2 separate regions of the Homo sapiens genome follow, and region 2 is linked to region 1. Evidence: chromatin loops called from intact Hi-C (ENCODE). Cell type or tissue: ascending aorta. All regions are shown on one strand. Each heading gives the region's core, and the rest is flanking DNA. Links, peaks and the distances in the headings are about the cores only. Region 1 overlaps LOC124902663 (a long non-coding RNA gene). Region 2 has its middle 46 kb from the start of C11orf96.

Evidence for each region. Hi-C counts contacts between places; a loop is a spot of excess contacts. Peaks named below come from ENCODE experiments on the same cell type or tissue, not always from the same donor. Only the 100,000 strongest peaks of a DNase experiment are listed, where the experiment ranks them.
Region 2: it touches region 1 in a loop (4-fold over the local background); 2 of 110 quality-filtered maps call a loop at or near these places.

What each region holds. Positions count from the first base shown.
Region 1 is chr11:43,923,062-43,927,438 of GRCh38, reverse strand. LOC124902663 (a long non-coding RNA gene) reads left to right here. Exons shown (of 3, transcript XR_007062657.1): 3 at 1-388. It also overlaps a transcript of ACCSL not described here. Among named protein-coding and RNA genes, the nearest start is that of ALKBH3-AS1, 4.3 kb to the right of the region's middle. In ascending aorta, for the core only: a CTCF peak has its summit at 2,644 (motif pointing right); DNase peaks (open chromatin) are centred at 2,808, 3,508, 3,858, 4,258 and 1 weaker place; H3K4me3 peaks cover 380 bases; H3K27ac peaks cover 4,000 bases.
Region 2 is chr11:43,986,313-43,990,689 of GRCh38, reverse strand. It overlaps a transcript of ACCSL not described here. Among named protein-coding and RNA genes, the nearest start is that of C11orf96, 46 kb to the right of the region's middle. In ascending aorta, for the core only: a CTCF peak has its summit at 2,452 (motif pointing left); DNase peaks (open chromatin) are centred at 1,259, 2,099, 2,929, 3,609 and 1 weaker place; H3K4me3 peaks cover 971 bases; H3K27ac peaks cover 4,000 bases.

The DNA of each region.
Region 1 (4,377 bases), core at 278-4,277:
ATATTGCAGCTTTTCAAAAGTGTTACCTGCTCTTTTTATTATTTGAATTGAAGTCTGAATGAAGTCAAAGCCCGAATGGGCTCCCTACCTCCCTCCCTCCATTCTCGTGATTTCCAAAACCAACAAAAGGGTTACTAATATCAAAAACAGCATCAACACCAACCACCATCTAAATCCAACACAAAGGAACTGGTTAAATAACAATACAACTGTATATAACACTATGCAGCCACTCAAGATGATGTCATAGAACAAGAATTAATGGCAGGCACCAATGTACCTAAGTAGAAAAAGGCCCCAAAACTATTAGTTCAGTAAGATGGTAATTTTTTCTTTTAAAAAGCACATAAATGTGTAGAAAAAATATATATACTGCAAATTGTGAAAAGCTGGCCGGGCTCAGTGGCTCACGCCTGTAGTCCCAGCACTCTGGGAGGCCGATGGGGGGCGGATCGCTTGAGCCCAGGAGTTCCAGACCAGGCTGGGCTACATGGCAAGACCGTCTACAACAAATTCTGAAATTAGCCAGGTGTGGTGGGGTGCACCTGTAGTCCCAGCTACTCAGGAGGCTGAGGTTGGAGGATCACCTGAGCCCGGGGAGGTCAAGGCTGCAGTGAGCCATGATTGCACCACTGCCCTCCAACCTGGGCAAAAGAGTGAGACCCTGTCTTACACAAACACACACACACCAATGTAAAGAGTTGCCATGTCTAGCTTGTGAAGTTACAAACGCTTTCTCTTTTTATCTTTCTTTTTAATTTCTTGCAAAGAACACAAACCTCTTTTGTAGTAAGGAGAAAAAACTAATTTTGCCAAGGAAAATAGAAGCCACATGGGTTTACTTCTATCTGTAATGGAAGGCACTGTGTCTTCCTTTCACGTATCCCTCACCGCATCTGACCCACAATCTCTGGATATAAAAGCCCTGGTCTTGAACAGAATTCCAGCCTGGTAATCTTGTTTACTCTTGCAGGCCAAGGCGTTCTGTACAGAGTTTGAAAGTGGCCTGCAAGAACGAGAAAACAATACAGTCCTGTGGGGGTGCATCTGAGCCTGGTCGGCGACCCTTGCCAGGCTAGGAAACGTCAAGAACTGACCCCAAGGGGACAAGGCACTGGAATCCTGGAATCTGTCCAGGGATAGTGCATTAGGAAACCAATTACCTGGGGAGCATGTGGTGGGGCCGCCGAGAGTGAGCAGAGCATCAACGCAAGGCCACTTTGGCATCTGGGAGCTCTCTTCAGTTTGGCCTAAAGAACTTCCAGAGGGGGACTTAAGTGCAGCTGGATCTTAATATGATCAGCTCCACTCGCACACAATTTTCATTTTGGCCATTCTCCAGAAAGCCTCTGCCCAACCCCACTCCCCAACCCTTGCTGACTGCAACAGACACGAGGGCACCAGGGGAGCCTGCCAAGGGGAAAGGCAGGGTCACAGGGCCATCCGTCAGCCACAGAAGGACCGCCCACCCAGCATAAGGATTAAGGTTGGGGTTAGCAGGGCATGTGAAATGGTGCACTTAAAAAATCATATTACTAAGTGGGTTACTGTCAGGCACTATATGCATGGTCTCAAGCCTCACAGGACCGCCAAGAGGGGGCTGCTTCTGAGTCCATTTCACGGTGGAGGAAACAGGCTTGGAGGCTGACTGGTCTGAGGTGACTCAGCTAGAAAGGGCAGAGCTGGGATTCAACCCTGGGTCCACCTGACTGAAGCCTAGGCTCCTTCCACCTCTCCCCACAGGGCTCAGACAGTCATTCCGGCAGATGTGGAGGCTAGGGTAGGGGTGGGGTGTCAGAGCTGCTCCCCAGTTCTACCCTTGCAGGCAGTACTGTGACCGTAAGAGGGAGCATGTACCCCCTTGCAAAAGCGAACGGGGCCAGTCTTGTCTGAAATTGTCCAGCTAATTCCCCTCATCGGTTGGTGCAGAGCTCAGCTGGCACTAGATTCAGGAGGACGACGCTACCTCAAGCTGCAGCAGGGATCCTTGCCACATATCCAGCCACCTGGCTGGTGCAGCGTGGAGACGATCAATACCACTCCTTGGAGGGCTGTCCCAGTAGGCACCGTGACCTTCTGGGGCTGCTTGTTTCCCATGTTCCCTCTTGTCACCAGGCCTCTCAGAGTGGCAGAAAGAACACTGGCCTAAGCATTTGATAGGGACTACTCTCAAGTAGTCCCCTACCGACACCCCACAGGGCTTTAGGGAGTCAAAGGGCAGTATGTGCACGGGAGTTCACCAGCTCTCCTCTCTGCACCCCTCCTCCCAGCAGAGAAGCCTGGAGGAGGGCACAGCTGGGCAGGCTAGGGGAGCAAGAAGCCACACATTCATGCCTCCCCTCTTGATTTTTACCTTCAGGCCAGCTGTCCTCCTTTCCCTCTCACTCCAGGTGAATGGAGGCTGAAAGTCTGAGAGAAAGAGAGAGAAAGCTGGGAAGAAACTGGTGGCTAGTCCCTTGACATGTTTTCAGAGGAAACATTCCAGGAAACAACCCGAAGGAGACACTTCTGTGGGGCTCCCCTCCTCTCTCTGACTTTCCTAAGTTCTGCCCATTTGAACGGCCCCATGGAATCCTTCCTCCAGCTATTCCACATTCTCCAGGCCTGCAGGAGCCCTGATTGCAGAATCCGCCTTTGGTGGGTTCACCCCTAGGGGGCCCCGTGGCCATCCTCCAAGTGCGGACTGGTGGCGAGGCTGGTGTCCTGACCGAACCCCCAGGCAGGTGGCTCAGACTCAGGCAGCGATGACCCAGCTGGCCTCCCAGGGTGCGAGGGGCCTGGGTGCCTTCCTGCGAGGTGGCCCTTCTGGCTCCGCCTCTTGTGCCGCAGGAACGGGTTTGGCCACACATAGCCTGGAGGCTGCGGGGCTAGCACTGGGTTCCCGGCCTCCGGCCTCCGGCCTCCAGGTCCCTGTCCCACTCGCCTGCCCCCGTCCTTCCTGCGGGGAGCAGCACCTCACAACACGGTCACAAGGCCCTCAGGCGCCCACCGCCTCCTCCCACTACCTGGCCAGTGGTGAGCTCCCGCTGGGGCTCCCAGAAAAAGGCACAGGAGGCTCTGGCTGCAGCGCTCCTACCACCCAGGCTGCCGGCCCCAGGGCCAGGGCTGGGGGACGGGAGGTCCCACAGGCCACAGCAGCAGGCACGGCTGGGCTAGCCCTCCAGGGCTGTCTCTCCCAGACCACTGCGGACACCAGATCCCAGATCTGATAAATCCTCTGGGTACTTCAGTTTCCTCAGGTGTTTAGAAAAAACAAAAACAGCCATAGGATTTCTTTTAGGAATAAATCAGATTATGGATGCTGTGGTCCCAAGGGAGTAGTTACTCTGTAAGCTCCCTCCCCACTTTCCCCTTTCCTTCCCTTTCAGATACCAGAATTTGCATCCAGAGCTAAAAGTCAGTGGGCTCAGCCAGAGCAGTGAAGGCGTGTCCACATTCCTGGAGGCCACATGAGAATAGGGACTGTCCTTGTGCTGAGAGAGCGTGACATCACTGCTCCTATGAGGGGGAGTGATGGCACAGAAATCATCCTAACAGCGTCGTACACACAGGCCTCTGCCAGCTCCAAGCAGGCTCATTTGAGAAAACAGCCTTCTTGGTAGTGCTGGCTACGAAGCTACAGCCTAATTTATCCTGTTTTCCTCCACTGTGCTCTGACACTGCCTCCTCTTCCCGCTCCAGCTTAAACACTAACAGACAGCTCAGCCCAACATGGGGCTCTATTCACAGGCTGGGGAAGGCTTTTATAAATGGAGGCACATCAGCTTTAGACCAGCTGGAAAAGGCACCATTAGTCACTGTAGTAAATAAACACTGAAGTCATTTCCCTATTGACACCCAGATGCAGGAATCACATCTAAGAATGGATTCAAGCAGCACCAGTCTGACAAGGGTCTCACATGCGTGTTCCTTCCAAACAGAAAATGGGGTTGGGAAAGAGGGCAGTTGTAGACCAGGTCCCTCTGAGGAGAGCGTGTGGGTGGAATCATGTATAAGTAAAGTTTTAAATAAACAGAATGCATCACTATGGAAACATTCAGCTTTACCAAAGCCACCATTAAAAAAAATAATCAAGACTTAAGATTCAACACTACAAGTGTTTATGACCAGAAAAGGCAAAGTGGGTCTTAGATATTCTGCAGCCAAGTAATAGCTGCCAGAACTCAAAGAAGAAATATTCCCAGCAGGGCAGGAACCCGTCGTTTGTCAAGACTTTCTCTGAAACCCTCCAACTGGAGCATTCAGCGCACTGCAGGGCCTACTTAACTCTTTCAGCATTGCAATGACACAATTCAGGAGACGGCTCTATAGTGACTGTGTCCAGACAGACCTGCCACGCACTAGGGCAGGATCACATCAGCCACAGAGGCAGAGAGT
Region 2 (4,377 bases), core at 233-4,232, 63 kb before region 1:
GCAATCCCAAAGAATTGGAGTGGGTGGAATGTGTTGACCAATTTGATAACAAGACCTAGCATTAATTGAGCAGTTGCTATGTGCCAGAGCTATGGTCTAAATGCATCTCCCCAAATTCATATGTTGAAACTTAATCACCAATGTGATAGTATTAAGAGGAGGGGCTTTTAGGGGGTATTAAGGCATGAGGGTTCCACTTCATGAATGGGATTAGAGCCCTCAGAAGGGGCTGAAGAGATGAGAATTCTTCCCTTCTACCTCGCGAGGAAACGGTAAGAAGGCACCATCTATGACCCACAGAAAACAGGCCCTTACCAGACACTAAATCTGTTTGTATCTTGATGTTGGACTTCCCAGCCTCCAGAACAATGAGACATAAATTACTATGATTTATAAATTACCCAGTCTAAGGTATTTTGTTGCAGCAGCAGAACGGACTAAGATAGCCAGGCAACGTCCTAAGCACTCTGTCAGTGTTAACTATTATCTCTTCCCCACAAACCAATGAAGTAGGTAGGTGCTCTCCTGATCTCCACTTCACAGGCAAGTAAATTAAGGCACAGAGAGGTGAGAGGTTACAGATCTGGTAAGTGATAGAGGTGGGACTCAAAGCCAGGCATGCTGGGGTCAGGGCTCTGGGAAGGGAGGAGTAAGGGAGAGGGAGGAATCATGGGTGGCTGCTAAGTTTCTGGCATGGCGACTGACAGCATGTGGGGCCACCACTTCCTCTGCTGACCTGGAACTCAGACAAGGCAGGCCACAAGCCAGGGGCTGCCTGACCTCTTGGCGGGGCCGCCAGCGTTCTGGGTGGCCCTTTCTCTCTGCAGGACCCTGAGGAGGCTCTGGAGGAAGCTGTGTGGAGAGTGTGGAAGACTCCACCCCCAACCCCTGCAGTAAGCTGGAGATGCTGGCAGCCACCAACAGCAAGGCTCTGCAGCAAAGGGACCTGGATGTGGTGGGACAGCTCACTGGCTCCTCCATAGTGCAGAGAAGTGGAAAGTCCTCTGCCCCAAATCCCCTGTGAAAGCCTGATCTCCACCCCTGCTGGGTGGGGGCCATGGTGCCTGGGCTGGGAACCAGGATATGGGGATTTATGGGGTCCAGACCACGAGGAAGGGAAGGGCTGGGAGTGAGGGGCAGAGGAAGGCCAAGGTCAGGCCCTCTGAGCCTGTCCTGTAAGCAGAGACCTGCAGTAACCACATGGCCCCAGGCAGGAAAGGAAACAGGAGGCTTCTCAAAATAGACCAGGAGCGTGCAGCTCTGTTGCATTTCCCAGCTCCCACCATCTGGCCAAGCCTAGGCAGGAAGGCAGGCGGGGGAGGGGAGATCCGTGGAGGGCTCCGACTGTCTGCAACCCACCTCTCACCCAGACCTTCCCCTGTTCCTCTTCTGTTGACTCTGTGGCATCATTGCCAGGCCAGATCGTCATCATCTCACAGGTGAGAAAACTGAGGCTCAGAGAGGTAAAGTGACTGGTCCAAGGCCACACAGCTGATGAGCGGCAGAGCTGAACCCAGCGCTGAGCCTCCCCACACAGCAGCTTGAGGCCTGGCCACAAAGTCTGCAGCCTGCACATGCCCTAAACGCCACTGTTAGTCCCCTGCCTTTTGGCTGAATCTGACCTTAGACCAGCTCCCCGTGAAGAAAACCGAGTTTGTGATTCACCAGTTAGAACCCAGGGAGGACCAATCTTTCGCACTGTCACACCTGCCTTTTGGCTGCGGGTGAGGACCACAGCAGTAGGAAGTTTGGGGAGAAGGGTGTGGTGGCATGTACCTATAGTCCCAGCTACTCTAGAGGCCGAGGAGAGAGGATTGCTTGAGCCCAGGAGCTCAAGTCCAGCCCAGACCCTGTCTCCAAAAAAAAAAAAAAAAAAAAAAAAAGAAGAGAGAATCAGCAGACAGAAATGGTCTCCTAGGATTAGAGGAATTTAAGAGCAATCATCCTGTTTTGCAGCCTCTTGCCCTGCAGCCTGTTTCTTCCTAAACCCTGTGTGGAACCGAGTGGCCTGCTTGCTTAAGTAGGTGACAGACCCTGACAGACCCCAGCAGCTTAGTGATAAGCCTGAGTGAACTTTCCTTATTACCACGCTAAAGTCTCTGCCCTGGGAGAAGCTGTAGCTTTATTATTCTAACATTCGGCCTGTGTGCTGGCAAAATGACTCACTGCATCTACGCCACCGAGACCCCCTTCTACATGCGATGATGCAACCTCTCCCCTCTCCATGGCTCCGTAACACCCTCCTGTCACCTTCCCTCTAGAAGACACTGTTTTGGAGAATATTCCCAGGGAGCTCCTTACTTGCGCCAAGTAATAAAACGCCTATTGATCAAAACCTGAGTTCTGATGAAGAGTTATTTGTTACTCACCAGGCAAACGAACCCCCGTGTTTTGGAGGTAACACGAAGGGTAAGGGAGAGTGGTGTGGGCACTCCAGGCAGGCCCTGCCAGGGTTCCCCCTAGCGGGGGAACAGAGATCCCTAACAGCTAACAGGGAGTGAGTTGTTCACACCCTAGTATGAATTAGTTTTGTAAACTACTGTCCCTAAAAGCAGAGAGGAGACTTTCCAGTGAGAGGATCAAGTTCACAGAAGAAAGGGTCCACCTCATGGTGGAGCTGAGGCTAGGGCATCAGGGACATTCATCCTTCCTGTGGGGGTGGGAAAAAGCAGCTCTAACCCCTGGGACTGAAACCATTTTCCATGCAGATTCTTTCAGGGTCTGTCAGTTCTTGGCCCAGGAAAATTCCCTGCGGGGGGGTGGGGGAAGAAGCATTGTCTGAAATGCCCGAAAGGAAAAATCTTCTCTGCCTGCCAAACGCACATTATTGTTCCCACCACATCCCAGCCACAGACCAACTTCTGTCGGGATTCCACCCTGCCTTGGCCTTGACCCCCCCGAGCGCTGGATTATACTGGGAAGAGATTCGGGCTGTGTTGGGAAGTCGGCCAGGTCTCCGGCTCTGTGATGCCTCCTCCTCCTTTCACCGGGTAGAAACAGTCACTGGACCTGGCCTGGATGACCGCTGTGGCTCAGAGGGAGGCAGAGCCAGCCAGGGAGTGGGGGAGGTGCTGTGGGGGAGGCTTGGGGGACTGGTGACCCAGATTCCACTTCCTGTCCTGCTTCCCTCCATTCCCAGACAGCAGCTGCAGCTGGACACTGACCACAGGCCAAAGGATACCTAGCGCCAACTTCTTGCTAGAAGCAGCGACTGGGGCTTCCCTAGGCTCTGAGTCAGCCACCCTGCAGCCCCGTCCCCCGCCACACCTTCCCACCTGGGCCACGGAAGCTGCCGTTTCTGAAAGGAGGAGTCTGGAAATTCCTCCATCTGGTCCAGACACTCCCACTTTCCAAAGGAACAAACGGAGGCCCAGAAGGAGGCAGAGACCTGTCCAAAGCTACCAGAGTGGGTTGGTGGCAGGGGCCACCACCTGGACCCAGGTCTTCTAACTTCAGGTTCTCAGAAGATTCCGTAGGTATCTGTTGAATAAATGGATGGATGGAAGGATGGACAAAGGGATGGAAATCCTGATGGGCGTGTCCCTACAACAGTGACAGGGGAGTCAAGGATCCATTGCTTGTTCTTCTTGAAGAAGACTCGGGGGTGGGGGGCAGGTCACTGGGGAGAGCAGCCAGGGTCCCAGGCCCCGCTGTGCCACACCATGCCAGTACTTGGAGTGGGGGAATTGCTAGAACTTACTTTCCAGAGTCCTGGAATCACACTGTCTCTGGCTCTTTCTAAGGAGCTCTTGCTTTCACCTCTTCTGGGATGGAGGTGGTGAGGGAGCACTCACCATCATCTCATTAACAAAAGTTTATTGGGGTGTCTCATACACTGAATCTAGAATTTGCACCGCAAACCCTGTAGACAAGCTCCCTGCACTTATGGGGGAGACAAACAGCCAATGAGCAAATAAAGGATTATCCCAGTTGACAAACTCATGTGATGCAGGCAAACGTTGAGATGCCTTTGGTGGAGAGAAGGGCTGGGTCTTCATTGTCTCTCTGAGAAAGTGACATTTAGGCTGATCCCAGAAAATAAGAAGGAAACCAGCCCAGTAAAGTTCCAGGGAAACAGTTTTTCCAGGCAGAGGAGACAGCAGGTGCAAGAGCCCTGGAGTGAGCAAGAGCTCAGCATTGTCATCAAAGAATGGCCACAGTGGGTGGCTGGAGCACCCTGAGGGGGCAGAGGGAGGCCCCGGGAGAGGTCTGTGAGGCTGGCCAGGGCCAGGTAACCCAGGGCTTCGTGACCAGCATGTAAAGCCCGGGTCTTACTCTGAGATCTGTGCCAAGCCAGAGAAGGGTTGTAAGCAAGAGGGTTGCTGGAATCCAGTTTTATGTTTGAAGATCATATTTTCCTTTAAAAAGAGTGGGTGG